Regions from separate parts of the Homo sapiens genome. Here regions 2 and 3 are each linked to region 1. A link is a loop called in an ENCODE intact Hi-C map of the cell type or tissue named here. Cell type or tissue: OCI-LY7. All regions are shown on one strand. Links, peaks and the distances in the headings refer to the core of each region. The heading gives the core; the rest is flanking DNA.

What was found. Peaks named below come from ENCODE experiments on the same cell type or tissue, not always from the same donor. Only the 100,000 strongest peaks of a DNase experiment are listed, where the experiment ranks them.
Region 2: a loop joins it to region 1, with 4 times the contacts of the local background. A loop is called at or near these places in 1 of 110 quality-filtered maps.
Region 3: a loop joins it to region 1, with 5 times the contacts of the local background. A loop is called at or near these places in 1 of 110 quality-filtered maps.

Annotation. Positions count from the first base shown.
Region 1 is chr10:22,600,653-22,611,092 of GRCh38, forward strand. It overlaps PIP4K2A (phosphatidylinositol-5-phosphate 4-kinase type 2 alpha), which reads right to left. Exons shown (of 10, transcript NM_005028.5): 2 at 8,968-9,065; 3 at 7,275-7,371. Among named protein-coding and RNA genes, the nearest start is that of PIP4K2A, 110 kb to the right of the region's middle. RefSeq lists enhancers at 824-983, 4,441-4,590, 9,893-10,427. In OCI-LY7, for the core only: no CTCF peak of the experiment used is centred there; DNase peaks (open chromatin) are centred at 4,789 and 5,739; H3K4me3 peaks cover 1,865 bases; H3K27ac peaks cover 2,118 bases.
Region 2 is chr10:20,966,038-20,976,477 of GRCh38, forward strand. It overlaps a transcript of NEBL not described here. Among named protein-coding and RNA genes, the nearest start is that of NEBL, 74 kb to the left of the region's middle. RefSeq lists an enhancer at 2,632-2,801. In OCI-LY7, for the core only: no CTCF peak of the experiment used is centred there; DNase peaks (open chromatin) are centred at 4,234 and 4,854; H3K4me3 peaks cover 1,293 bases; H3K27ac peaks cover 2,911 bases.
Region 3 is chr10:23,452,744-23,463,183 of GRCh38, forward strand. No RefSeq gene overlaps it. Among named protein-coding and RNA genes, the nearest start is that of OTUD1, 19 kb to the left of the region's middle. In OCI-LY7, for the core only: no CTCF peak of the experiment used is centred there; a DNase peak (open chromatin) is centred at 5,488.

The sequences.
Region 1 (10,440 bases), core at 3,459-8,458:
ATGCCTCGAATCACACGGCCCAGGAGACAGGAGCAACTTGTCTGGAGAAGGCTGCTTTCTGGGTCTGCAGTTGACATATCTGAGCGAGCACAGATGGTCCTCTGACCCCGCCAGAGAGTTGAAGACCAATGTGGAACTTGAACATCATCATCAAGGATTTATTAAATGCCCACTGTGTTCAAAGCCCTGTGTTAAGCTCTTGGGGAATTTCAAAGAAAATCTAAGCTGTGATCTCAAGTGAAGAATAGCTTTCATTATAGAGGGGAGCAAGACACAGTGCAATTTAACACTTATCAATAATGAAACAACTTATCAGAAAAAAAGAATATAAAAATGAAAGGCAATGACCAACAGAGAAAGCAACAGAGTTGCAGAAACTTCACAGAGTGCCATGAGATCATCTTCTAAATCTCAGCTGCTGTTTCACGATGATTAAAACACCAGGGACCCAGCCTGGGCAACAGAGCGAGACTGTCTCAAAAAAAAAAAAAAAAAAAAAAAAAAAAAAAAACAAACCAGGAACATGTCCCCAAGGCTCACGGTAAACACAGCGTTTAACCTGGAGAGAAGCACCCAGTAGCAAGGATGACTGGCTGTCAGCTCTCTGTCAAAAGCCACGAGGCAAAACCCAAAGCAGGTTTGAGGCGGGAAACACAGGCTAACAGGAAGCCTGGGGTCCCAGGTGGGGGCAGGTGGTGGTAGGAACAGTAATTTGCTCAGTTCATAAACAGGACTTGAAACAGTGCAAGAAATGCCTGCTGACCCTGATGGGCTGTGAGGGAGCTTCCCCCAGTCTATCAAGAGGCTGTCCAATCAGAGAGGGGCCTCCCTTGGGTCTCAGCCTCAGTGCGTCTCTGAGCAGGGTGGAGTTTCCTTCCAGGGCAGCTAACCTGTGAGGACAAATGGAGCAAACCCAACAGGCAACTACTAGTGATAAAGGAATGACAGTGCTTAGGCATTAGAGGAGCAAGCACAGGGGTGATGGTGTAGGTTGAGCATTAGAGTTGGACCAAGGAGGAGTCCCACAAGCACGACTGTGCCAATCCTCACCACAGCTGGACCTCTGCTCCAACCTCATTCAGAGTTGTGACCCAGAATGCCCAATGCAGGCCACAAGCCTCACCAGGTATCCTACCACTACGGTAAGTCAACAGGTCAAAAACTCAACTCCATCTTCCTTTCTATCCACCTGTAGCCCCAAACATCCCTCCCTCTGTGACCCGCATCCCTGCTCTCTTAGCTTTCAGGTCCCAGTGCCTCTGTGGCTCTTGTCCTTTGCCACTGGCCACTGAACCTGTGGGTTTACTTCTCTCAATGTCTTTTCAAGCTGCTCCGTGCTTTACATGGTGGGTGACGGAGGCTTGGCTCACTGGGATTTCATGGCCTCCTGATTTCCTTATCTCCCTTCTATGCATTCTATAAATTACAATGCAGTTATCTTTAGAAAATACAGACCTCGGGTGGGTGCAGTGGCTCACATCTGTAATCCCAGTACTTTGGGAGGCTAAGGTGGGTGGATCGCTTGAGCCCAGGAGTTCGAGACCAGCCTGGGCAACATGGCAAAACCCTGTGTCTTCAAAAATTACAAAACTTAGCTGGGCATAGTGGCACATACCTGTAGTCCCAGGTACTCAGGGGGCTGAAGTGGCAGGATCGATTGAGCCCAGGAGTTGGGAGGCTGCAGTGAGCCAAGATTGTGCCACTGTACTCCAGCCTGGGCAACAGAGTGAAACTCTGTCTATAAAAAAAAAAAAAGAAAAGAAAAGAAAAGAAAGAAAGAAAAAGAAAAAAGAAAAGAAAAGAAAATACAGATGTCATGACATTGCCATTCCCCTGAGCAAAACCCACAGGGCTGCTCGCTGGCAGCAGAATCGGCCCAGTGTCCCTGGTGTCTTTGTGTTTCTTGCTATTTTAACATCTTTATCTCCCACTATTCTGCCACCATCCAAATACCTTCACATTTCATGGGCTCTCCTGCCTTCCGCTTGGGCCCAGAGAGTTCACTTCTCTTCAAAGTCCCCATTAGCCCTCACTCTCTTTCACAAGTATTTCTTATTTACTTATTTATTTTTCATGTTTTTAGAGATGGTGTCTCACTGTGTTGCCCAGGCTGGTCTCGAACTCCTGGGCTCAAGAGATCCTCCTGCACTGGCCACCTGAGTAGCTGGGATTACAGGTGTGGCCACTGTCCTGACTGCAAATATTTCTTAAGTGCCTGCTGAGCCCAGCATTGTGCTCAACGGGTGACAGGCAGCCAGCAAACACAAACACTGCTCCTGCCCTCAGGCAGTTTAAAGTCAAAAGTGAGAAATCTACAAGTGAAAGTTTCAGAGGATAGACTTGATATTCTAGAGATAAAGGCAGAATTCCTGCTGCCCCACTTCAAGTTTAGTATACACTGAAGGTCTTAACACTTTAGAATTTTATTTCTAAACTTGAAATAAGAATATCAAAAGTTTAAAATGTTAGCTCTTAAAATTAATTATTTTAAAATTAGAATTCTCTGTTACAAACACAAAGAAGAAAGGGCATCAGATGTCAATAATGAGGGATTCTAATTCAGGAGTCACAGTAGGGGAAAAGCAAACCTGGTATTATCCTCCACAGTGAACAAGAGGCCTCACTTTCAAATGTGTGGTCTATTTAGGTTTAACAGCATCAGCTCCCTCCTGCATAACTTTTTGGTTTCTGGGAGGCAACCCTCTCTGGCAGCTACTAAATGTAACTGAAGCCTCCGTTTGACTTCCCAGGGCTGTTTAATGTTCTTCATGAAAATCTGCACCCCTCTTTCCAGTCTCTCTGGGTATAAACATAAGAGACGATCAAATGAGTATAAGAGACTGGAAAGAGGGGTGCAGATTTTCATGAAGAACATTACAAATCAAGATGCTGGGTTTCTGTAAATCTCGTTAGCATCTAATACAGAATCTGGTATGCAATAGTTTTTAAAGAAAGTGATGCTTCACCCTTTCTTCTCTCTGCATTCCCTAAAACGGCTAGCACAGAGCCTGACATGTGGTAGGTACAAACAAATACTTTGACTGGATAATTATGCATGAAATCCCAGACCTCAGGGTGATCAGGGCTTAAGGGGGCAGTGGTAATGGTAGACACAGGACTGCGGCTATAGTCACAGAACAGGCCTCCCAGGCAGCATTCATCCTGAAACACACCTTTAAAGTATGACGATGGATATCATGCTGGCCAAACAATGATCAGAACCTTGATGACACACTGATTCAACCCTGAGCATATTACAAACCTATCATGCAATTTAAAAATGCCCTAATGAATTGGAAAAAGTTCTGAATCTAGAAGCACTGGTTACACACATGCGCGAGCACACACGCGCGCACGCACACACACACACACACACACACACACAGAGGTTTACATATGTATGTTACATGGTACTGTGGTACTGTTATTAACAATGGATATTCTAGAATTGTTCTTTGAATTTGTCTTTAACAACAAGGAAAAGTCATTTTTAAAAGATATTCCAGAAATCAAAACCAGAGGAAAGATACAAATGTTTACTGAGAAAGCAGGAATGTTTTCATTTTTCATTTCATTATCCTTTTCATTTATCTTAAAAACTTTTTAAGAAGTTTAAATTCACCAGTAGGGGTCAACTGCATAGGTTACTACTTAACCATGCTCTGCTTTAATCAGAGTGGTCTCCACAGACCAATACCTACTTTTTTCAGGTGTAGCAAAAAGGTGGTCACACAAACAAGACAAGTCGGGACCATTTACCCACTTGGCTGAATGGAAAGGTCTGAATACGAGATAAACCAGACGATGGAGCCCCTAACCACCACATTGATTTAGAGCCGCTTGTCCAAAATGCAAGCAGTTTGGAAAAATAAACACAGCAGGCAATGCCTGTTCCCCTTCAGCTATCCAGTGTCCTCCAAAACACTATGAGAGCCTAGGTCACTGATCCTACTTTCCAAGTCAGTTGGGAAAGAGTATTCAAAAAGCAGCTCACATTGATAAGCTCAGAAAGAGAGTTGGTTTTTTTCCGATATACGCAGTCTTCAGCAGCCAGTACCCAGGAGTGACAGAGGCGGCCGGTGGGAGACTCTACTCAGCAAAGGCACATTGGCAAGCTCCAGGAGAGGAAAACAAGGTTGCTTTTAGTCATTTGGCGCCACATGTGCCAAATGATACCTGTTACTTGAACTGGGCATGAGGATTGAACTGTCTGGGCAGTAACAATGTGCCAGGCAGCTGAAGCCCCAGGTCCTGGCCCCTGCCCGCCTGCCGCCTGAATCCCTGCAGTATACAGGGGCCTGCGAGGTGACCCTGGAGCCAGAGCTGTCACAACGACCCTCCTTTCTTCCAAACCAAGTAGCCAAAAGACTGGGATACAGCCCCAGATTTACGATCCTGTTTTCAGCTGGAACTCAGGGTCCCTGACCCTACTGAAGAATTTTAAGAGGTACAGACACTGGGAAAGAAATATACGACTGAGGAGGGAAGAAGAGTATACCTCTGCAGTACTGAAGTGACTCTGAATACACACTTTTTCTTTCTTTTTTTTCTTTTTTTAATAGAAATACAGTTGCCAAAGAGAAAGCAGCAGGCAGAGCTAAGGAAAGGAGGAGTGTTCGAATGATTAATCACACTCACACCACTCTCCCCAACAGGGAGCTCTCATGTGAAGAGTTTAACGGACTTGCCAATTAGTTACTTGTGAATCATCCTCCACTTGCCTAATTTTCTTTCAAAGTTTGTACTCAGCAATTTGTACTGACTTCAATATCAACTTACGTAGTTTTCTTTGTAGGGCGAAAAAAAGGGAAGGAAAACCAGTTCATGTCTTTGCATTTCAGCAACTAAATTGGTCATTTGAGGAAATTTTAAAAACTACTTTTCTCTGCTGCAGTGCAGAACTCAGACCATAATGGGTTCATTTTGGATCTCATTTGACAGAATTGATTATGACAAGAAATAGAAAGACTTCATTTCAATAATGAATTGAGGAATCTAACAAGATAAGATAGATGCATGGGCCCTCAAAAGTCAGTTTCTGTGAAATGCCAGTGGAATTGTTTTATTAAAACAAAACCCAGCCAAACAAAAAAAGGACGTGGAGAGAAGGAGGAACACACTGGTGTTCAGCTTTTCTTAAGGCAGAGGAGATTTTCTTAAGACACTGAAGCTATCTGCTGTTAATTCCTTTAAAAAAAAAAAAAAAGCACCTAGTTCATTTTCAGGTGGCCTCTTTAAATTTAGTAATGGTTCTAAAGTGATACAGAATTATTAATTTTAACTTCAGAGAAATGCTTTTTACTATTCTAATAATTTTCTGTTAAAGTTAATTATTTTTACAGCAGTAAATTTCAAGTCCATAATTGTGATCTAAGTTCTCTCTTAAAAATTAAGCCCCAAGGCCAGGTGCACTGGCTCATGCTCTGGGAGGACGGCTTGAGGCCAGGAGTTTGAGACCAGCCTGGGTAACATAGTGAGACCCCAATCTCTACCAAAAAAAAAAAAAAAATTAGCTGGGCATGGTGGTGCACACCTGTAGTCCTAGCTACTCTGGACGCTGAGGTCGGAGGATCACTTGAGCCCAGCAGTTTGAGGCTGCAGTGAGCTATGATCACACCACTGTACTCCAGCCTGGGCAACAGAGCAAGACCTTGTATCAAGAAAAAAAAAGAAACGCCCTAACAGGAGTGTTGGCTCCCACGCAGTTTTAATAGCAGATGAGCAACCACATCCTTCCTGTCCCACTAGCCAGCCCTCAGCTCTTCTGTGTACACAGAGCCTCAGCTCAGGGTCTGGACCTCCATGTAAACCACAACCCCAGGCCATCATGAGACAATGTCACCGGCAGCCTGGTCAGCGCTGCTTTCTCCAAACATGGCAGCCTCTCTCATGCCTGAGTAAACATATGAAAAATTCCTGGAAATTTTTGGCAATGGTACAGAGAGGGCAGTGGGAGCACAGATCTTTAGGAAAGTGTGCTAACTATCTCAGTTTGCCTGAGGGACCCTATTCTTCAGAGGAAAATACAGGGTAAGCTGTATCAGTACTCAATCTGTAGTCACCCAGGGTGGCAATATGTCACTTAATGCAGGATAAATTCAGATCTTAAATTGAGGGCAGATTAGGACTAGATTTGAAGGGACTTAAGTCAGTATATGCTGAGCATCCTTTATTTGAAATGCCTGCAGCCAGTCGTATTTCAGATTTTTTCAGATTTCAGAATATTTGCAAAGATAATGAGATATCTTGGGGATGGGACCCAAGTCTAAACACGAAATTTATCTATTTCATATACACCTTATACACATAGCCTAAAGGTAATTTTATACAATATTTTAAATAATTGTGTACATGAAACAAAGGCTGTGTTGAGCACTTAACTGTGGAATTTTCCACTTGTGGCATCACGTTGATGATCAGAAAATATTCGATTTGGAAGCATTTTGGATTTCAGATTTTCTGATTGGGATACTCAACCTGTCCCTTGGATTTCCACTTTTAAAAAAAATCCTTAGCATTTACGAATCTGGCTCGCTATATGAAACTTGGGTAACCAATGTCAAATCCTTTCTCAGAAAAAAATGATCATGGCTCAACAGTTATTTAAAGAGTTAAAACAGATGTTTAAAAGTTAGAATGAAGGACCAGGCCAGTGTGGGGAGGAGAGCAGCAGTGCACATTTTTACGTGGTGGGAATCAAGATGAAGAGGAAGATGTACCACAGGACACGCCCAGGATGTTGGGTTCCTGGTGCTGACCACAGTGCTATGGTCACTCCACAGTCCAGCACTGCAGTGCACAAAGGGTGCCCTTTGACAAAAATGCTGCAGCAAGAGTCTGACCAACTTGAAAAGCAGCAAATCAGCAAGATAAAGATTCCTGAGAGTCCTAAGTAGCCTCTACGAAGATACAAAACATGCACACTCACACAGGCTACTGACATGTCTGACAGCAGAAATTAACAGGCAGCTCTGCTAGCCTGTTAATTTCCACCTGGAAATGAGAGTATTATATAAAACCCTCACATGCTCAGTCTCCTTCCAAAGAAAAGTAATATATTTTCCTACTGACTTTTATACCGGTATCATATGTATAGAGGTCCCCAATCAAGAGAACACTTTACTTCAGCATGAACATTAAAAACTTCTTACACAAAATGAAAATTACTATTATATAATACTTTTATTGACAAAAATACAGATCCCAATTGACACAGCAAAAGTCATGGCAAAACCCATTTCCTACTGGAAGCAAATGTTACAAACGCAACTCACCTGGAAATCTTGATCATCAATTCCAAACCTCTCCCGCAGGTTACGGAAGACCATCGGGCAGTATTCCTTAAACTTGAAATGGCTCGGCATGTTTTCTCTGAAACAGTCACAGCGTGGAATAAAGCTCAGAGAGAGTCAATCAGACTTGCATCTGCCACCACTGAGTTCCACAGGTAGCCAAAGAAGGGTTCAGAGTTCACTGCCTACCAAAAGCACAGGTGTGCTTCCTAGAACCAGGTACAACCCGCAGAAAGATCCAGGAGACACAGGGGGCCAGACGGATGTCTGTCTGTCTCCTTTGTCACAGGCACGCTTGGACTATGTGACCTCTTTAAATCCTGGCCACACACTGCAGCCATTCCTCAAAGAACAAGAGGTGGGGAAGGAACGGGCCAGGCAGGGGGAGCAGTGAGGGAAAAGCACAATGGCGGGAGAGTGAGTTAGGAAGAGGCAGCGGAGCAAGGTTCCCTCTCAGCTACTGCTGAGGAAAGGAGGGCCACTCCCTCACCCCCCTAAAAGGCCTGTTTTATATAAATGCCACATTCTAAATTTGCTTAGAGGAAATTCCCTGAAAGTCAGCTTCTAAACACTGTTATGAGAAAAATTAACATCAGCTTCACATAAGGACAATGGCCCCCTGAAGAAATTTCATAATTGGCCTGGCATGGTGGCTTACACCACTCATTTGTAATCCCAGCACTTTGGGAGACTGAGGTGGGAGGATTTCTTGAGGCCAGGAGTTTGAGGCCAGCCTGGGGAACATAGTGAGACCCCTGTCTTTACAAAAAGTTTTTTAAAAAATCAGCTGGGCATGGTAACCTGCACCCGTAGTCCCAGCTATTCAGAAGGCTCAGGAAGGGGGATTGCTTGACCCCAGGAATTTGAGACTGCAGTGAGATATAATTTCACCACTGCACACCAGCCTGAGCAACAGAGCAAGATCCTGTCTCAAAAAAAAATTTCATAATGATCCTCACATGGGAGTGATTTGAGGTTCACCCTAATCATTCAGAATTGTTTCCCTCTTTGTGTTCCCACACAACCAGATAAATTAAATTATACATATGCACACACCCCTCCCTTATCATACTTTGCACACTGAACTATAGCAGTTTGTATATGTGTCAGTTTTTGTACTCTGAGCCCCTTGAGGGCAGGGCCGTGTCTTCTATATCATTGCATCTCTAGCTCTCAATGGACCACCTAACATATAATAGGTGCTTCATAATGACGTCTAAAACAACATTCAAATGAAGGAGGAATGTTATCAATGCCCAACATGGCATCTAATTGTGCCTTATGAAAATGTACCTTGGGTCTTTATTGTTCTAAGATGGAGTCATTGCTGTTCATAAATCATCATTTTCAAAGTTCTGTGTACAAGAGCAGAGGTTCATAACTGCTCAAAAATCCAAGCAATTTACAGCTTCAAAAATTTGAATTATAATGAGAATATCACTTTCAACGTATAAGATATTCATAGAGAACAATATGCCATATGGCAAAGGATATTATCCCAGAGAGCCTGCTGTTGCTTCTCTAAAAATGACAGATGGTTATGTTTATCACAGGATTAACTTCATCAGCAAAACTTTACTCCCACCCATTGACAAATTATGTGATTACAAAAATTCACAAAACTTGTACTCCTAGCAGCCACGCTAGTCTTATGAAAGGTCATACTTGTACTTACTTGTTAAAAAGGTGATTGTCCACCTTTATTTTTGAATAGGCTTTGAAGTCATCTGGCATCAACATAACAGGGATTTGAACATGGCTCAGTTCATTGATCTGGAAAAATATAAAATAAATAGCATGGGTTATTACTATCCAGGTGAGGAGGACTTGACTTGAATGTGTACCTTGGGAAAAAAAACATGGTGGACACAGGAACTTCTCTTCCCACCCACCAACCCACCCTCCTTCCCTCTGCCATCATAATCTCTCTTCCTGCCTTCCTCATTCCCACTTCTTATGTCTGTCTGATGCTGGGTCCATGGTGGCCACCGGACGGCAGTGGTGAGGGAGAGTCAATCCTCATGCCACCTGTCCCTGCTTCTTGCCCATCCACTCTCCCTACCTTCCCTCCACAACCTCATCCCACAGACCCTTTGGTCACATGTCCAGGACAACTTCCTTCTGTAAAGAAAATGTTATCTGAGAAAGAAAGCTTTTAAATTTTTCACGTAAATATTTGTTGGATTAATGGACGTGATTTATATATTGAACTCATCTGTGTGCTCTTTACTTCCCTTACAGGAACTAAGTTTAAAAATAAAGATTGGGGTGGGGCATGAATTTACCAAAAGAAGAACCTCCATTCAGGGAAGGAAGAAGACACGTGGTCCCAGGACTACAAGAGAAGGAGGTGGGTTGGACATGAGTCAAGAACAAAAGCAAAGATGTGTTTCCAAAGGACAAAGGGTAAGATCAAGTTCCAGTGAATGAAAGGGACAGCTTTGGACACAATTTTGAAAAACCTGAACTTTCTCTTCGTTAACTATTTTTGCATGTTGACTTTCCTTGTTGCTAGCAATAAAAACCATGTCAAAGATTTATGCTTCCAGTAGGATAGAAGGCAGGTACGCTGAAGGATTCTCAGTTACAAAAACAAAACAAGCAAACAACAAAAGAATGAGCTGCTTGATAGAGCTATTTGTTTTTTTTAATCACATTGCTGGGTTCACAGACAGTAGAGGCAATCTCCAAGACACCTTTCTTCCCCCAAAGTGAGTTTAATCCACAGGGAGTGTGGGGACCATTAAGCAAGCCTGAAAGGAGGGACTCCGAGGACAAATGCCAGTTTCAACACTTACTTGGGCCAAACGAAAGCTGGGAGCTCAACAAAGGCTTCAACGTTAACCTGAGATCCTTGAAGGAAGCCTTTGAAAGTGGCCCCAACACCTGGTGGAAGTAAATGTAAATGATCTCCGGAGGAGAGCAACCCCTGCCAGGCCTCCAGGCTTCCCACAGATGAAGATCAATCAAACATGAGCTCACAGAGACAGCAACGACTAATTAATATTTTCAAGACTTTAGTTACTAAGATGATCAGATATAGAATTTTTTAAGCTGTGAGAAATTATACAGAAATAGAAGATGAACAAAAGATGATTATATTTGAAAAAATAATGATTCAGAATTTTCCACAATTAATGCACGTTAT
Region 2 (10,440 bases), core at 2,268-7,267, 1.6 Mb before region 1:
GGCACTTTGAAAACGCATTCAAAGTCAAATGTGAGAAATTCATGTAATAGGCAACTTGCTTTGCCATATTTGCCTTCAGAAGTAACTTCAAAATGTCTTATGTCAAATATTGAATACTATATATTATGGAAATTCTATATATGTCATATGTGTTGACATTCTACGTGTCTGTGTGTATATGTTGCATGTATGCACAGAAACATGATATGCATGTGTACATATATAACTTCCTGCAACATAGATTAGAACGCTAAAGCAAGAATCAAGAAACCTGAATTTAAACCGATTCTTTTCTGTGATCTTAATTTGTTCTATTTATCTAACACTCCTGATCCTCAGAAAATAAAACAAGAAAATATGCAATATGCTACACATTAAATGAATGTTTGCAAGGTGAAAATAAATAACATGTGAAAATACCAAGCAAGGATATGACCCTTCAGCAAATATTAGTTTCATTCTTTTCACTAAATTTTAAAAACGGCCTTTGCTGCTGAAGTATGTGCATTTCTGCCAAAGTGTGCACCCTTAGTGACAGTTTGTGTTTGAAGTCATCAGCAATTAGCTCTCCCAAGTTCATGCAGGGTGACAGCCTGGACACCGGAGCAGTTCTGGACCAGCTTAAGGAAAAGGCTCACAGTGACTAAAAAGGAAGACTTCTGAAAAACAAAATAACAGGCAGAGTGGCAAATGGAATTATTTACTAATGCTGAGATAAAAGTTCTCTTCCCCAAATGCTGCAAACAGCGCAATTATTACTATTATAAAACATCAGTAAATGGAGACAATGGAATCCACTAAAGAGAAAGGCCACTGTTAGGCAGAAAGCCATCGCGGATGAAGGAAGAAGGAAGCCAACTGGGACCAGAGACTGGTAAATTGTTGAATGACAATTAAATAACACTAATTGGAGATTATGTAGGTCATAAATGGTATGTTTATGACCATACCATTCACGTTAAAGGAGATTCACGTTAAAGGAGAGTTCACGTTAAAAGGAGATTAAATAACACTTGGCAATGAATTCAAGGATGGGCACATCCTACAGCTCACCAGCTCTACACCAGATCATGCTTCTCTCCAAAGAGAGAGCATCTGGAGACCTGGACCAACATGTTCTTAATAACGTTGTTTCTATTTTCAAAGAAAAAAAAAAATAGGAAACAACCTAAATATCCATCCACATGAGAATGAATAAATCCAATGTAATATTATTTAAGAGTTAAAATAAGTGAATCATGGATCTATGTGGATGAGTCTCAGAAACATTACGCTGAGGGGAGGAAAAAGCAAGAAATGTAGACACAGGGCTGGGCATGGTGGCTCACGCCTGTGATCCCAGCACTTTGGGAGGCCGGGGCAGGTGGATCACTTGAGGTCAGGAGTTTGAGACCAGCCTGGCCAACATGGCCAAACCCTAGCTGTACTCAAAATACAAAAATTAGCCGGGTGTGATGGTACACCCCTGTAGTCCCAGCTACTCGGGAGGCTGAGGCAGGAGAATCACTTGAACCTGGGAGGCGGAGGTTGCAGTGAGCTGATATCACACTGCTGCACTCCAGCCTGGGTGACAGAGCGAGACTCCATCTCAAAAAAAAAAAAACAAGTGCATACTGGTGAATGTATGGTGGGAGGGGGCTTGATAACAACTTTCAGGGGAGTGGTGACAAGACCTGCTGGTGAAAAAATGTACAGGGAGCTTCCCTGTTACTGGTGATGTTCTAGTTCTTACATTTGATGGCGAATTCACACGTTATCTTTTTACTATCACCCTACAAAACTTGCATGTACACATTATATATAATCTTTTGTGTTGATCAACTATCTCACGATAAGAATATTTTCAAAGAAAGCAGGGACGCAGTTTTAAAAGTCCTGATGCAGAAACTGAGGAACCCAGAGATTAGACAAAAAACATGAGTGGGAGAAGAGAAAATGAGTATTATAACCAGTAATTCAGTTGATATTTTCAGTCAGCCAAAGACTTGGGTTTTTTCGTAAATGGCAGGTGAGCTAGTCAATGGGTATCCACCATCTGCAGAAAGTTAAATCGGCCACTCTGAGTTTCTTCATCTTAGTGAGGCTGTTTACACCAGCAAACACAGACTTGAAGCAAGAAGGTAGGAAAAATTGCATTGAGAGAGTGTAAAAGGGTGGTGTTAAAGGGATTCCAAATATGGATTAGGGCCAGGCACCGTGGCTCCTGCCTGCAATTGCAGGACTTTGGGAGGCTGAGGCAGGAAGATTGCTTGAGGCGTGGAGTTTGAGACTAGCCTAGGCAACATAGCAAGGCCCCATCTCTTAAAAAAAAAAAAAAATTAAAATCAGCCAGGCATGGTGGTACATACCCATAGTCCCAGCTACTAGGGAAGCTGAGACAGGAGGAATACCTCAGCCCAGAAGTTCAAGGCTGCAGTGAGCTATGTTCACACCATTGCACTCCAGCCTGGGCAACAGAGCAAGACCCCATCTCTAAAATAATTAAATACATACATAAATATGGAGGAGGGAGGAATCATAGAAGTTCAAGGGGATGCGTCGCATGTATCACGATAGACAAGTGCAGTGAGAACTATGCAAGGACGGAAGGTATATATAGGAGGAGAACAGTATTTGCTTTAATGCAGCTTGTCAGAATATGTTTAACAGAAGCCTAAAATCTCAGGCACATGTATTACTGATTCGCATTATTCTGTTCTTTATTTCATACATTTCTGATACAATGAAATCCATGACTAATTTCATTACCTTTCACGACATGATAGATACTCCACATTTCTTTAAAGGGAGATGGTGAGGGTCGCAATATTTTAAAACTACATGCAAAATTCTTAATTTGATCTGCAAAATTTAGTGCTCAATTATGTATAGTTCTTGTATAGTTCATCATCATCTTATATCTTTCCACAGATTTTAAGGTACTAGAAAATGTAGACCACATGCTTCTTTCTCTCTCACTGCACTTTGTTTGGTGCTAAGCAGGTGCTAAGCATAGATTAAAAGCTTAATAACCATTTCATGATTGATTACTATCTAGTTTTGTACGTTTAAGGTCTAAAATGCAGAAAATTGATTAATCTCACAATGTTAGACGGGAATTAAACAGTCGAAAGGAAAATCTGATTAAGAGTTTTTTTTAAGGTGAAGTTAATTTTAGCAAATGTTAAGTCAAAGGAATGAGCTCAAAAGTAAATTTGCTTTTTTATAAATTAATCTCATAATTTGTAAATCTATGGTTAATTAAATAAAATTAAAATTATAATTACCTTTTTAAACATAATTAAAAAGCATTAAAAATCATGTCCATAGATTTCTAAGCTTTCAATTAAACTTCCACTGCATTCCCAGAGGCTCTTAGTGATATTTACTGTTTTGTCAGTTTTCCATGTATATTCACAATCCAACTTTACCAGATTTGGGGTTCTTTTACTTAAAAAAAAAAAAATGAAATTTTTTTTATTCTAAACAAAAATGCTAAATACATTAAAAATGACTTTTTTTCTTTTCTTTTTTTTTTTTTTTTTTTGAGACAGAGTCTCTCTCTGTCACCCAGGTTGGAGTGCAGTGGCACAATCTTGATTCACTGCAACCACTGCCTCCCAGATTCAAGCAATTCTTGTGCCTCAGCCTCCTCAGTAGCTGGGATTACAGGCGTACACCACCACACTGAGCTAATTTTTGAATTTTTAGTAGAGACAGGGTTTTGCCATGTTGCCAGGCTGGTCTCAAACTCCTGACCTCAAGTGATCTGTCCTCCTTGGCTTCCCAAAGTGCTGAGATTCCAGGTGTGAGCCACCGTGCCTGGCCCCAAAAAGCACCTTTCAATTTCTCAATCAGTTAAGATAATTAAAAATTACCCCTAAGACACTCAAGTGTAGCTTAGTGTTTAAAAATATAGCCTCAGAAATTACACAAACTTGTCTTGGGCCCTGACTCCACCATATTAGCTGTGTGACCTTAGGCAAGTTACTTAGTATCTCTGAGATTCAGTTTCCTCATATACAAAATATGCGTAATTTTAGTACAATATTGAGAGCACTTTTGTGAGAATTAAATGAGATAATACTACTGCCTGACATCTAGTAAGTGGCTCCTGTGTTCCAAGCATAGTAATGAGTGTTTTACATTATTGTGTGAGCAGAGCGAGGATGGGAAGCCCAGCGGATAAGCTGTAAGATGTGCTCAGCACTCCTTACTGTACACACATGTTGACTCACTCACTCATCATAACTCAACATCCTGCCCCATGGCCAGGGACTGTGCAATCTGCATTTAGGAGCTCCTTCAGTCCTTTTTGGATCAAAAAAAGAATACAAATAGGCTGGGCACAGTGGCTCACATCTGTAATCCCAGCACTTTGGGAGGCCAAGGCAAGAGGATCACTTGAGCCCAGGAGTTCAAGACCAGCCTGGGCAACACAGTGAGACCTTGTCTCTGCTCCCCCCACCAAAAAAAAAAATTAGCTGGACATGGTGGCACATGCCTGTGGTCCCAGCTACTCAGGAGGCCTCTGAGGTGTGAGGATTGCTTGAGCCTGTGAGGTGAAGGCTGCAGTGAGCTGTGATCATGCCACTGCACTCCAGCCTGGAAAACAGAGCGAGACCTCATCTTAAAAAAAAAAAATTAATAGAATATAAATAAATAAAGGCAACAATAATTACAAGGTACATATATCATCTTCAGATAAATCTTAGCAGGTATGCACGTTAAGGTCCATTTCACAGATGAAGGAAGTTTGCAGAAGTCATGGAGCTGATGGAAGGCGGAAGTCTCTCTGACATCCACCTGCCCAGCATCTCCCCAGATGTTATCTTTCAATTTATCTGACAAGGAAAAAAATGCCAAAGCGAAAAATATCAAAGTGAACACAAGTAAGACATAAACAACATTCTGTAAATAAGCAGAAGTGAAAGTGGAACCAATTGAATATTTCTTAGTATAGGATGCCAAAAGATTTGCATAACCTAAAATTAGTTAATTTATTATCTGTAACGGATCCTGTAGTGCCACAAAAGAGACAAATAACCTCCCAAGGTAAAGTTTAACACAACCTACATTTCAATAAAAGTGTTTTCAGGTCTTTCTGTTGAAGTCAAAAATGGTTTAAGTTTTCTTTTAGGAAAGATCAGATTAGCAGGGAAATACCATTGCCAAAATGGTAGCACTGGCAAAAATACTAATTCAAGGCAAAATATTATATCTATATTAATAAGGAAAATTGAAGCCTAAAATATGTACACATAATCCATATTTTCACTAAGAATTTCACTAATAGCATTTAATAATTTGGACAATTGATAAATTTTGCTTCTGAACACATGTTCTCTTAATCCTTTAGTCTCATCTTTATATGATTATAATTTTTAAATATAAATAGCTTAATTCACACACAGAATAGAATTTTTTTTTCTTTTTTTTTTTATTATACTTTAAGTTTTAGGGTACATGTGCACATTGTGCAGGTTAGTTACATATGTATACATGTGCCATGCTGGTGCGCTGCACCCACTAACTCGTCATCTAGCATTAGGTATATCTCCCAATGCTATCCCTCCCCCCTCCCCCAACCCTAGAATTTTTTTTTTTTTTTTTTTGAGATGGAGTCTCACTCTGTCACCCAGGCTGGTGTGCAGTGGCGCAATCTCGGCTCAATGCAAGCTCTGCCTCCCGGCTTCACGCCATTCTCCTGCCTCAGCCTCCCTAGTAGCTGGGACTATAGGCGCCCACCACCACACCCAGCTAATTTTTTGTATTTTCAGTAGAGACAAGGTTTCACTGCATTAGCCAGGATGGTCTCGATCTCCTGACCTCGTGATCCGCCTGCCTCGGCCTCCCAAAGTGCTGGGATTACAGGCGTGAGCCACCACGCCCAGCCATAGAATAGAATATTATTGAAATTACTTTGAACCAGAAGGTACCACACAAGGTTAAAATAAGGAGAGAATAAGAAATCACAACAGGGAATAGTCCTGTGTACATATTCTGAATTATAAAGTATTACGAAATAAGTAATTTCCAGTTAGAAAATAACTAATTAGGAAATGAGTCATTCAGAAAAGAAAAGCTACATCCTAACTAGCTTAAAGAAACAGGATAAACCCAGAATCAAGCAAATATAAACAAAGTGAACTAACACAAAACAGTCATGAAAGTGAAAATAACCTGTCCTAAATCTCAAAGTCTCGTCACAGCTGATAAAAGTGACAGATTATTCCTCAATGTTTCTAGATATGTAGATTGATAATGTCATTAAAATTGTTCCTAACCTCCCTCTCATACCTGCAATGGCATTATTGATCAGGCAAACACCAACTGTTTTTCTATAACAAGACATAATTCTTCCACTCTACAAAACTGAAAAAAGAAGAAAAAAACTCTGTAAACAGCAAAAGAGAAAAAGAAATACAAATTTAAAAATCAATATAGGCCAGGTGCAGTGGCTCATGCCTGTAATCCCAGCACTTTGGAAGGCCAAGGTGGGCGGATCATGAGGTCAGGAGATCAAGACCATCCTGGCCAACATGGTGAAACCCTGTCTCTACTAAAAATACAAAAAAAAATTAGCTGGGCATGGCAGTGCGCACCTGTAGTCTCAGCTACTCGGGAGGCTGAGGCAGGAGAATTGCTTGAACCCGGGAGGCAGAGGCTGCAGTGAGCCAAGATCACGCCACTGCACTCCAGCCTGGTGACAGAGCAACACTCCATCTCAAAAAATAAAATAAAAATTAAAAAAAAAATGTAAATGCATTATACTTAGTGTGTATACAAATGACACAAAGGGATGACAGACAGCATGGATCTCAAAAAGTCATTTTAATCAAAGCATGTAAAAGATTATTTCCTTACTGCTGAATTTCATTTAAAATATAAATCTCCTAGAATTTTTTACAGGTTATTTAAAAAATCTATGTTACAACTAGAAATAGAGCACTAATTCACGTCTTCCATAAGAAAGAAACTATTAAAAATAAATATATTAGAAGTGTTGAAGAGTTACATGAAGAATTATGGCTTCTTAGCTAACCGTAAGAGCTCCACATTAATTACAGTGTCAGTTGTAAGAAATGCTGGAATGTTGTCTCCCTGCTATGTAACAGCAGGTATGATTTATTGAAGACCTATAAGGTGTCAGACATTGTTCTAGGCACTTAACAGACTATCCTGATTAATCTTCAAAATCACTTTGTAAAAAAGATATTTTACCTTTTTCTTTTTTTTTTTTTTTAAGAGACAGAGTATTGCTTTGTCACCCAGGATGGAGTGCAGTGGCATGATCATGGCTCAGTGCAGCCTCCAATCTCCTAAGCTCAAGCAATCCTCCCACCTCAGCCCCCGGCATAGCTAGGACTTTGGGCATGAGCAACCATGTCCAGCTAATTTTTTCTTCAATTTTGTAGAGACAGGGTCACACTATATTTCCCAGGCTGGTCTCAAATTCCGGGCCTCAAGTGATCCTCCTGCATCTGTCTCCCAATATGCTAGGATTGTAGACATAAGCCATCGCTCCCAGACTACCATTTTTTTACATAGAAAAAATGTATCAGAAACCTATAATTTGATCTACCCAAATCCTCCCTCCTTCTAGTAATGGTCCTGAGCCTCTTTCTCTTCACGTAGACTTTGTCAAGAGGTGCCATTTTTTAATTTAACCTCCTTCTTTAACCACCATGGATTGGCCTCATTTGGCCTAAGCCAGTCCAAGTCAAGAGGTTTGATTTAGGAACTAGAACCCAAAGTCTGGAGTGAATCTTTCTCTCTAGTGAATAAAACTCTAAGACATCAAACTTTAGAACTATCAACAGCCATGTTTGCCATCACAGATGTGGAGGAACAGATGCAGTTCATCTGCCAAAAAGAGTCCTGGTCTGATGGCATTTGAATCCTGACCTCCCACTGTTCCTGAAGACCAAGCAGGCACACTTCTGCCCTTGGATTTTATACCCCAGTATCCTCAAAATTCTCATTTTGTTCAAGTTAATGAGCATTGGGTACTTTTATCACTTGTGACCAAGAATTCTAACTAATATGAGAAACTGAGGCTTAGTGGTTTAGTGGTTACAACCCAGGACCAGCATTGCCATCTGTGAATAGTAGAGTCAGGATTCAAACCCAGATCTGCTGTCCCCAAAGTCTTTGCTCTTCCCATCCTATCATGCTACAAAATGGCAATTCAAATACTTCGTAAACTTCAAAGACCATCGCTTAGTTTTTTTTCTTTTTTTTTTTTTTTCTTTTAGACAGGGTCTCACTCTGTTGCCCAGACTGGAATGCAGTGGTGCAGTCTTGGCTCACTGCAGCCTCAACGTCTTGGGCTCAAGCGATCCTCCCATCTCAGCCTTTCAAGTACTTGGGACTACAGGCATGCTCCACCACATCCAGCTAATTTTTGTATTTTGCGTAAAGATGGGGTTTTGCCATGCTGCTTCTCGAACTCCTGAGGTGGGCAAGTAATCTGTCCACCTCAACCTCACAAAGTGCCGGAACTATAAGCATGAGCCACTGCACCCAGCCTTGAAATGTAATTTAAATAAAAATATATCATTATTTTTCAAAAGACTAGATTCTAAACAATGTAAACAAGATCTGAAATAATTTTTAAATTGTTCTTACATGTTACATACATTAGCCAATTAACCTTTAATGGTTACACATACTACCAATTAGATGCTCAGTAGGTGTCCATCAAATGAGTAAATAACTAAGATAACTACTTAAAATGACCTGTAAAATAACTGCAGTCTTAAAGCACCAACTTAGAAAAGTGTGTAGGTTAATTTGCTAGTCTGACTTTTAAAAATTAACGTGAATTTTCAACAGGAAAAAAATGGATACTAAATAATTCAAGAAAATCCCAAACTTTGTTAACATTATAATTAGAAAAACTATTGCATGAGTTTGTGCTTCAGTTCATCTATTATCTTGATTGTATTTCTATGAAGTTTCAAGTTTCATGATTCGATATAATTCCATGGTGTTACAGGTACAATTATATTTGTCCTTTGCTGACTCCAAATGGTCCCCTCAGCCTGAACACACTAACGGGCTCCAAGCAAGTCCAGTTCTAGGTCAGTTTCCCAAAATGACATAGGACCATTCTTTTTCCTCTACAATAAATACCTCAAGAGCCTATCATATTGTTTTCTTTGTAATGTAGATATAAAGAACTGGACTTTATAATTACAAAGAGAAAGAGTTAAAAATAAGATCTTAAAAGTACTAGAAGTGGGAAAGAGGGGCCAGTTTGAGGTTGACATGGATAAGTGTTTCGACTTCTCTTAAGAATCCTAATTTTGGAATGTCATTCTGCTTGGGCCCATGAATGGCTCACTCCTACATTTCATAGTTCATGAGAGTACAGCTATTTGAGAAACAGCAATAAGTTGGCATTGCCAATGAGCCAGGTGGTTCCACTATGTGGAAACCATCTGGTCCGAGTTTTCTCTTTGTCAGCACCATCAATACATCAGTAGCAAGAGCTATTATAGGGATTGTGTATGTTTCATTTCTTTAAATAAACTCAAACAAAACTACCCTGAATGTAAATTTGTTATTTCTTTGAATTGTTCTTTCAGAGTATAACGAAACCCACGTCAAGATGAGTTACACTTGAATACCTACAGTCATTACATAACTTTACAAAACAAGGTGGCAAAAGACTGGAAGCCTGCCTCCAACTCCAGCATCTCTTGGACATGTTAACCATTCACGAGGTAACTACTGCCCAACCTAGCACTAGCAAAATGAGGAATTTTCTGCTGAGGTAGCTGCCAAAGGAAATCTATGTGTCCATATAGATATATATGTGGGCTGTAAAGAGATTTAGATAGAGGTGTTATTTAATCAGTCAAGAAAAACAAAAAGAAGGGGCTCTGAGAAACTTAAACCTAATTAATCAGAGGCCCTACTGACCCCATCCAGTGGACAATATGACAAGCCAATGAGCAATACTCATCAAATCACTGCCTGTATTGTGAAAAATCTATGACAAAAATATGCTTCCAAGTTTGGAGATTTCAGCTGGGTATGGTGGCTCACACCTGTAATCCCAGCACTTTGGGAGGCCAAGGGAGGCAAATCACTTGAGGTCAGGAGTTCAAGACCAGCCTAGCCAACATGGTGAAACCCCATCTCTACTAAAAATACAAAAAAAAAAATTAGCTGAGCATGGTGGCGGGCACCTGTAATCCCAGCTACTTGGGAGGCTGAGGCAGGAGAATCGTTTGCACCCAGGAGGCAGAAGTTGGCAGTGAGCCGAGATCACACCACTGCACTCCAGCCTGGGCGACTGAGACTCTATATTAAAAAAAAAAAAAAAAAGTTTGGAGATTTCTCAAAGAACTGAAAAATAGAATTACCATTCGACCCAACAATCCCATACTAGGTACATACCCAAAAGAACATAAATTGTTCCACCAAAAAGACAACTGCACTTGTACATTT
Region 3 (10,440 bases), core at 3,577-8,576, 850 kb after region 1:
TGCTCTGTTGCCCAGGCTGGAGTGCAGTGGTATGATCTTGGCTCACTGCAACCTCCCCCACCCAGGCTCAAGCAATTGACCTGCCTCAGCTTCCGGAGTAGCTGGGACTACAGGCATCCGCCACCACGCCCAGCTAATTTTTTTTTTGTATTTTTAATGGAGCCAGGTTTTCACCATGTTGCCCAGGCTGGTTTCAAACTCCTGACCTCATGTGATCTGCCTGCCTCGGCCTCCCCAAATGCTAGGATTACAGGCATGAGCCAACGTGCCCGGCCCATACTTGTATTAGGTATACACTGTACGAGTACATGTAAGTTAGGTAAGTATGGACTTATCTAACTTAGGTAAGTTAGTTAATATCTTTAACCCAGCTTCATCATTTGAATAATGGAAATAGTTATTGAAACTCCATTTCAGAGGGTGATTATAAAGATTGTATTAGAGATAACATTATAATGAATACATGTCAAGCGTAGAGTTAGCATTCAGTAAATGTCAGCTACTTCTATAATTATTATCTTTAGAATTACAAGACTAATTTATATGCTTTTAACCTGGTTTATAGCTTTGCCTTCAGGTTAATCCTGAGCTTCTGTTTTATGGTTATTCTAATTTCAGATTACTTTTAATATTGATTGTTAGACTGGTGTTAAATCAAACTAAATTTCGGCTTTAGAGGCCTCCATACCAGTTCTGTATAACAAACTGCAGTCTAACTCAGTATGTAAACAAATCGAAAGCCTAATTTATAAGTATGGTTTTGTAACAAATAGCTGAGTCTCAGCCAATCAGAGCAGCCGAGCTTCAGCCAATCGTAGGTGGTTAACTGTTTAAACCAGGTTCAAATAAGGCTGCACTGAGTTGCAACCAATGGAGCTGTTTCTGTACCTCATTTCCTTTTCTCTGTGCATTAATGTTGTTTGACTACTTGTTGGTTGTAATGACAGAGTCTTTCTGAACATGTTCTGATTTTGGGGCCTGCCCCCTTCATGAATCATTCTTTGCTCAGTTAAGCTCTGTTGATTTAATTTGTCTCAAGTTTTTATTTTAACGCTGGCATAGTACTTTATCATTATGTATTAATAGGTTTTGCTTTTCTTTATTCATGCAAATATTTTATCTCAATATTTTTGCAATGGTGTATTTAATATCAAGATTTTATTTCAAAATATGAAAATTATAGGTACTTTTGAAAACAGTATTGACAAGTTTCCATTTTGAACATTTATTTATATTTTCCTTTATTGATAGTTTCAACTGGCCTAAAAATATCAAAACCATGTTTAGTGCAAGAACAGAAAACCAAACACCGCATGTTTGCACTTATACGTGGAGGCTAAATGTTGGGTACTCATGGACATAAAGATGGTGACAGCAGACACTGGGGACCACTGGTGGGGAGGGAGAGGGAGAGGCAAGAGTTGACTAACTAAATACTGGGTGCTGTGCTCACTACTTGGATGAGGGATTGTTTATACCCAAACTGCAGCATCATGTAATGTACCCATGTAACAAACCTGCACATGTACTGCCTGAATCTAAAATAAAAGTTGAAATGATTTAAAAAAAAAACAAAAAACCATGTTTAGAATGGACACTTTTGTTTTTTTTTTTGTTTAAGAGGCAGGGTCTTACTCTGTCACTCAGGCTGAAGTGCAGTGGCGTGATCATAGCTCACTGCAGCCTTGAACTCCTGGGCTTGAATGATCCTTCTGTCTCAGCCACCCAAGTATCTGTGACTACAGGCATGCACCACCATGCCTGGGTAATTTTATTATTAAGATTGTGCTTATTATTTTTGTAGAAATAGGTTCTTGTTATGTTGCCTAAGCTGGTGTCAAACTTCTGGCCTCAAGTGATCCTCTCATCTCAGCCTCCCCAAAGTTCTGGGGTTACAGGCATGAGCCACAGCACCTGGCCTATTCCCCTTTTTTGCTTTTAAAATCTTGTTTCTAACAAAGGCCCAATGAGCTGATATCCAAGGTTACTTGGTTTTGAGTTTTCCAGGCAACTGTCCTCATTTTGACTCAAGAAAACTCGTTAAATTATGTCTCGTGCCACAGCCTCTTCCTTTTAGGTTGACAAAAACTCAGCTTTAATTTTGTCACTAGAAGAGAAGAAAAATCTTTCTTCCTTTCATCCTTCTGGATTCCTGGCTGAGTCTTTGTAACAAAAGAGATTAATAAGAGGAAAACCAAGTGAAATTTGTTAACATAGTTAGAGTAGGTAGTTAGGCAGACATGAGCAGGACAGGAGAGCCACCCACCCCCACGCCCTAGGAGTGTCAGGTGACCACAGGTGATGGTCAGGCCATTGTTAAACTGTCTCTCTAAAATAACACTTGGTCACAGCCAGTGCCAGGGAAGACAGTCTCCCAGTAGACAGAACACACCTGAAGCTGATGATGAGCTGCTTCCAGATAAGATCTCAGAAGTTGGATTAGTGGGCTCACACATGCACACTAAGAGGCAAAATGGCAAAGTTCAGCTGGTATATGACCTTCCTCTAGGAATGCTCAACTGTTAACTGCTAAGAGAAAAATACCTGGAATGAACATGTGCACAACTTTAGTAAACACACCGTGCATGTGGCCCTTCCCAAGTGCTGGCAGGCCACTGCATATGCAGACAGCCCACCCCAAGGGAAAAATCAGGGGAGGAGAAATGAAAATGCCAGTGTATAAAATCTCAAGTCAAGGGCTGGATGGGGCACTTGGATCAATCAAGTCACTGTCTTGGCCCTCTTCCAAGTTGAAATTTACTTCCTTGAATTCCTGCTCTAAAAGTTTACAATAAACTCTCACTCCTGTTCTAAAACTTGCCTCAGTTTCTCCCTCTGCCTTGAAACTACTTCTGCCCTGTGGCTGAATTCTTTCCTCCAAGGAGGCAAGGATTGAGTTCGCTGTAGACCTGTTGGATTTGCCACTGGTAACAACATGTGTATTTGCACATGTAACACAAGGAAATACCCAGAAATGAGTAACTCAAAGGAGTGTTTAGAATTTAGGCTTATAGGGCCAGGTGCGGTGGTTCATGCCTGTAATCCCAGCACTTTGGGAGGCTGAGGTGGGAGGATCATGAGGTCAGGAGATCGAAACCATCCTGGCTAACATGGTGAAAACCCATCTCTACTAAAAATACAAAAATTAGCTGGGCATGGTGGCATGCACCTACAGTCCCAGCTACTCAGGAGGCTGAGGCTGGAGAATCTCTTGAAACCAGGAGGTGGAGGTTGCAGTGAGCCGAGATCCTGCCACTCCACTCCAGCCTGGGTGACACGGTGAGACTCCATCTAAAAAAAAACAAAACAAAAACAAAAAAATAGAATTTAGGCTTATATATGGTTAAATTATGTTAAAGCTGCCTCCTTTTATTTTTTAACTTTGGACTAAAAGTTCTCCAAAAATAGGGAACTGTAACCTAACTGGATGTGTAAACAGACTGTAACCTACTCTTGAGCCAATCACAGAGTTTTGGCCAATCACTGATGGCCAATTGTTCAAACCATGCTCAAATAAGACAAATACGTTGTAACTAACGTGGCTGTTTTTGTACCTCATTTCCATTTTCTGTATGTCACTTTCCTTTTTCTGTCCATAAATATTATCCCACCATGTGACAGCAAACAGAGTTGCTCTGAACCTATTCTGGTTCTCGGAGCTGCCCAACTGGGGAATCATTCTTTACTCAATCAATCTCTTTTAAATTTAATTTGTCTGAAGTTTTTCTTTTAATAATACCGACAAAGGAAAAGTGATTTGGGGCCTCTGAGCAGGGGAGGCAAGTTTTGGGAAGGTGACCAGGAAAGGTATAGTAAACAAGGGTAAGATTTGTTATGCAGATTTAAGGCAGTGCATTCTCCATTGACAAGAGTTATCCTTCTCCTCCTGGTACAGAGAGAGAGGCACCCTTAAAATGGAGATTCCCGTTATAGATGTAAATTCCCCTTACAAAAAAAACCTTATGCTCTGTCCTCAGAGCTTCTCTGTGTTTGCTGTTTCTCAAAATAATCAGCTCAAAATTATCTTTATGTTAAAGAGGATTTGGGATGGCATGTTTAGCCTCCTACATTACTCTTAGGACAAATAAATACTCGTTTTTCACATTTCACTGCCAAAAGGAAGGATATGATGATATTCTTGGTATTAAGAAAACATTATAATTTTCAGGGCAATGAAAACCCTCATAGATAGAGACCATTAGTTTCACTAGGGTATGGATGTCTGTGTGTGTGTGTGTGTGTGTGTGTGTGTGTGTGTGTGCGCGCGCGCGCGCGCGCGCACAGAGAATGGCCCCATGAGATTTAGCACTGGAGTGGGAAATGGGCATTATATTTTTGAGCCTCCCCAGGTGGTTTTGATGATCAGCTAGGTTTAGGAAAGCTTGAACTAAGGAAGACCTTATGACTCTCAGTGGGTGAGCAAATTCTCTGTGAAATATAGAAAGATTAGGAGAGATAAGATGAATAAGAAGTATTAAGAGAGATAAGATGAATAAGAAGTATGATGAAAATTCATAAAATCATAAATATTATGAATAGTATGAACATAACCATAATAGGTTTTTTCATGCACGTGCATGTGAAGAGACCACCAAACAGGCTTTGTGTGAGCAACATGGCTGTTTATTTCACCTGGGTGCAGGTGGGCTGAGTCCGAAAAGAGAGTCAGCAAAGGGTGGTGGATTATCATTAGTTCTTGTAGGTTTTGGGATAGGCAGTGAAGTTAAGAGCAATGTTTTGCGGGTAGGGGTGGATCTTACAAAGTACATTCTCAAGAGTGGGGAGAATTACAAAGAACCTTCTTAAGAGTGGGGGAGATTACAAAGTACATTGATCAGTTAGGGTGGGGCAGGAACAAATCACAATGGTGGAATGTCATCAGTTAAGGCTATTTTTACTTCTTTTGTGGATCTTCAGTTACTTCAGGCCATCTGGATGTATACGTGCAAGTCACAGGGGATGTGATGGCTTGGCTTGGGCTCAGAGGCCTGACAGGTTTGTTGCCTGATACATACAGCAAGTCAATACATCAAGACACTGGGTTGCAGCAGAGAAACAGGTTTAATCATAGGGTCAGTGAACCAAGAGATGGGGAGAAACCTCAAGTCTGTCTCCCCAAGGAATTTGGGGTTAGAGTTTCTAAGGGTTTTGGAGTGGGCCAAAGTGTGGGGATCATTGATGGGTTGAAGAACACAGGGCGTCATGGAACAGGGAGATGAGGAAGTTGTATTCTCATGCTGATTCCATTCCTCTGTGTGAGTCTTCAAATTGGTTGCCGAAATTCATGGATCTGAAAAACATCTTAAGCAATCCTTAAACAAAAGCCTTATGATTCTAATGTCAGAGATCCTGTGTATAGGAACAATGGGGATACAAATCAATTCTTACAGTCTTATGACCCTAATGTCAGAGATCCTAGCTATAAAAACAACAGGGTTGCAGATGGTCAGGATCCAGTGGTACGTGACTTTTAGCAACAAGGAAGTGAGCCAGAGTGCAGTCTGATGAATGCTTAATTATAACTATATTTCCGTCCAGAACCCTGAGTGCAATTCTTGCCAACCCTGTGTGGTGGTTTCATGAACATGGATGTCTTCATCGGATGAGAAATACCAAGATGAAATAAATTTATTCAATTTGATTCTTGTGCATGTAAATAAGTCCATATTTACACATGTATATATATGCAGAGAAGATAGTGAATTCTGAGCATTGTAGAACCTTCCAGGGGAAGAGCCAATTGCCAGGTCCTAAGAGCTGCCCTTGGCCACCTCTCCAATGCTACTGAAGACAACATTATGGGGAAGGTCAGCTTCACTCTGCTTCTTAAAGATGAAGAGTGGGGAATTATTCAGAATTCTTTAGGGTGCAAATGCCAGAAACTTCATGGAAACTGGCTTTGTAAGAACAAACAAAATAAGGATTGGAAATCTATTGATCCAAGTTGCTGAGTGGGATCCTAGCATAGCTTACAGAGTGGAAGAGAAAACTACAGAAACCAAGACCTCAGGGCTTAGAATCAGGTTGATGTAGTTTGAGTATCTGTCCCCTCCAAATCTCCTGTTGAAATTTGATCCCAAAATGTTGCAGGTGAGGCCTAGTGGTGAAACCGCCTTTGCGAAACTATGACTGAGACAGTGAGCGATCTAACTTAACTGACTCCATCTTGCTTCTAACTTCCAAGCTGTCCTTGTTCATTCCTGGGCGTAGGCTGAACTAACTTTGGGAGAAAGTTAGTTTATAATTTAAACAAAGACGGTAATAGCGCTTTCCCAAAGCAGACTTCCTTCTTGCCTGGGGACTAGATTGCCTTCGTAAGATTAACATTAGACACAAAATTAGAAACTATTGTTTAGGAGTCATGCAGCTGGAGGCTACAAGATTCTGACCCTCCCTAAAGTGCTTCTAAGACCAGCCCTTGAGATATTTTGCAGACCCTGCACTTGATGGATCAGCTGGCCCCACCCAGATCAATAAACTGGCTCATCTGATCTTGTGGCCCCCACCCAGGAACTAACTGAGCACAAGAAAACAGCTCCGACTCCCTATGATTTCATCTCTGACCAGTCAGCACTCCTGGCTCACTGGCTTCCCCCCACCCACCAAGTTATCCTTAAAAACTCTGCTCCCCTAATGCTCTGGGAGACCGATTTGAGTGATAATAAACTCCGGTCTCCTGCACAGCTGGCTCTGCGTGAATTATTCTTTGTCGATTGCAATTCCCTTGTCTTGATGAATCAGCTCTGTCTAGGCAGCGGGCAAGGTGAACCCCTTGGGCGATTACAGTGGGAGGTGTCTGGGTCACAGGGGCAGATCCCTCATAAATGGCTTGGTGTCAATCTCATGCAAGTGAGTTCTCACTCTGTTAGTTCCCATGAGATCTGATTGTTTTTTCTTTTGTCTTTTTAAATTTTTTATTGTTTTGCACACTGAAATATGTACATCTAAGAGATCTGATTGTTGAAAAGAGCCTGGCACCTCCCTCCCCTCTATTGCTTCCTCTCTGCCATGTGACACCCCTGCCACCCCCTCACCTTCTGCCATGAGTGGAAGCTTCCTGGGTCCTTGACAGAAGCAGGTGCTGTTGGTGTGCTTTCTGTACAGCCTGCAGATCCATGAGACAAACCTCTTTTCTTTATACATTACCAGCTTCAGGTATTCCTTTATAGCAAAGCAAAACAGGCTAAGACACAGGTCTTCCATGTTCCAAGTCCATCTCTTCGCTGGGTTACCTCTCCACATGTCTCTGCTTTTATTTAAATGTTGTTCTTATTCTTCCTAGCATGCAAAACATATCCAGCGATTGAGGGTGGTCCCTAACCAGCAACCTGGAATGAAGGAGTTCATTTCCTTGTCTCTATATCAGCATTTCCCAGACTTTAGCAGGCATCAGAATCACCTGAACTGCTTGTTACAGGACAGATTGCAGGACCACACCTCTAGAGTTTCTGTTGTGGTAGGTCTGAGGTTGGCCCAAGAATCTGAATTTCTGTTTTTGTTTTGTTTTTTGTTTTTGTTTGTTTGGAAATGAAGTTTCACTCTGTCATCCAGGCTGGAGTATAGTGGTGCAATCTCGGCTCACTACAGCCTCCGCCACCCAGGTTCAAGTAATTCTCCTTCCTCAGCCTCCTGAGTAGCTGGGACTACAGGCAAGTGCCACAGCACCCAGCTAATTTTTGTATTTTTAGTAGAGGTAGGGTTTCACCACGTTGGCAAGGCGGGTCTCGAACTCCTGACCTCAAGTGATCTGTCTCGGCCCAAAGTAGCTCACAGGTGTGAGCTACTGTGGCTGGCCAAGAATCTGCATTTCTAACAAACTTCCAGGTGCTGATCATGCTGTGAGTCCCAGGACCACACTTTGAGAACTGTTGTTATTTATTAATCCCAGAGAATGTTATCTTTCCTGTGGCTTTGCCATGCTGTTTGCCATGTATTGTTTGGTCCTACAGGGGAGGAAAAATGCTTTCTTCTACCATTATAGGTTCTTTGGCTGGTCTATAAATCAAGTTGACATAAAACAGATTAATGGTAGAAAAACAATTTTAATTACATACATATGTATGGGAGTCCCACAAAAATTAGACTCAAGGGGGTGGCCAGATGATTGAGATGCATAAATCATCCTGAGCTACAGAAAGAAATAAAAGTTTGGGGCATGAGGGTGGTGGAGACAAATTGTGGGAAGGTGAAGGGAGAAAATGTTTGGTGAACAAAGCCTGTCTTATTATGCAGATAAGTCTCTCAGGTGATCAAAGTTGCCTCAGCATAGCTCTCCTCCTGGTATAGATATTTTATAATTGTAAATGTCCTTTATTAAACCGGAAATTTATGGTTTATTTTATGTAGTTGAGTGGGAGGTAAAGAGCTTTTCCTGCATTTCTTGATTTTCAGTTTCTTTTAGCTCAAAATAATCAATCTACCAAAGTGGCATATTTTGGGTCAGCATGTTGTGAACCTCTTCATTTTCCATTGTTTTCACAATTATAATAAACTTCAGTGCTTCACCAGCTTTTCCTCATTTAATTCTCAGGATAATCCCATAAGGTAGGTGCTACATTGTTGTGACATATAAATGAGGAAGAGGAGAGTTTAAGTGACTAGCACACCATAGACCTCCCATATGTTTTTTTGAAGTATAGAAAGAATATTAGGTTTTAAATAATGGTATATTCAACATATGTTTTCCACCTCAACTTCCCAAAATACTTTCCAAAAAATGGTGGAAAAAAATCATAATCCCACAAGGACAAAAAAATGAGGAAAGAGATGACAATAATAAAATAAAATGTGGAAACTGGAAGGAGTGGCACACGACTTATTAATAGCAGACCAAAGGGCTGAAAAAGCCACCAGACTCAGGGAACAGCCAGAAGCAGCCTCGTTCTGCAGAATCCCAGAGACAGCAAAGAACTGGAAGCTCTTGGTTGCCCATGGTGGTGACAGTACACTTGAGGTTAATGGAATTTGGAGACATAGTTAAGCCCTTGGATGCCTTTGCCTAGGCTACACAGCAGGATGACAATAGCCTCCCTATTCTAGCAGAACCAGACAGACTCTGACCTTTTGGACTGTGTGTGTAGGGCTAAGGATGTGCTGCTGCACTGAAACTGGGCATTGAGTGAAAAAACTACATGCTGAAAGGTAAGGCCACATGCCCCAACACTTCTCCTTACTTAAGTCTGAGAATGCTGACGCCAGGTGACTCCTCTGTCTTCAGCAGATTTCTTTCTGGGGAAACAGATCAGACCAAGAGAAAAGACCACAGAGACTCTCAATTGGGATCCTCAGCAAAACAGCCACACCAGATCAATTAGAGTGAAGCCACCAATGGAGAAGCCCCCTGCCCCCGCACACAGTTTCCAATCAGCTTTTCAGTGCCCCTCTCTGAAATATCAGTGCCATGAATCATGAGGCATTTATATCATCTCTAAAACAAAAGAGAGACAAAAACCAATAAAAAAGAAACAGCTAGTGGACAGGAAAGAGAAAGGAAACAGAAAGAATACAGGGAATGGAAGAAAATCTAAAAAAAGAAAAAAGTAAACAAACCTCTAATTGACATCTTCAGAGAAACAAGAGAAGATCTTGGATCCTGGCGAATACAATTCTATTTTTAAAAATGAATTCCGTAAATTAAAAATAGCATAGCTGAAGTTAAATATTCAGTAGAAGGTTGGAAGATAAAGTGGAGGAAATCTCTCAGAAAGTGGAATAAGAAACAAGGAATGGAAAATAGAGACAAAATAAGAAAATGAGGAGATTAATCTGGGAAGTCCAGTTTGTGACTAAAGTGTTTCAGAGATAGAACATAGATATACTGGTTGAGGCCGGTCACAGTGGCTCATGCCTGTAATCCCAGCACTTTGGGAGGCTGAGGCTAGCAGATCACTTGAGGCCAGGAGTTTGAGACCAGCATAGCCAACGTGACAAAACCCCATCTCTACTAAAAATACAAAAATTAGCTGGGCTTGGTGGTGCACACCTGTAATCCCAGCTACTCGGGAGGCTGAGGCAGGAGAATTGCTTGAACCCAGGAGGTAGAGGTTGCAGTGAGCAGAGATTGCATCACTGCACTCCAGCCTGGGTGAAACCGTGTCTCTAAAAAAAAAAAAAAAAAAAAAAAATTGGTTGAGAGGAAGGATTGGGCAAAAGATTTCTGAGAGCTCAATGACAGTCATCTTCAGATTGTAAGGTCCCACAGAATGTCCACAAGGCCATCTTGTGCAGTCATCCAAGTTGTATCTATGGACTAAGATGGGAATAGGGCTCCCTAAAGTGATGCAGTGCACAACCTACACAACTGGATGTGGCAGCCCAAGGAATGCAAAAAGACTCATGCTTTCAACTAGGAATTTTAGAGTACTAGGGATAGAAAAAATAGTCTCAAAGCTTTCAGAGAGGAAAAATAAGTCATATCCAGAACCTTAAGAAAAACAATGG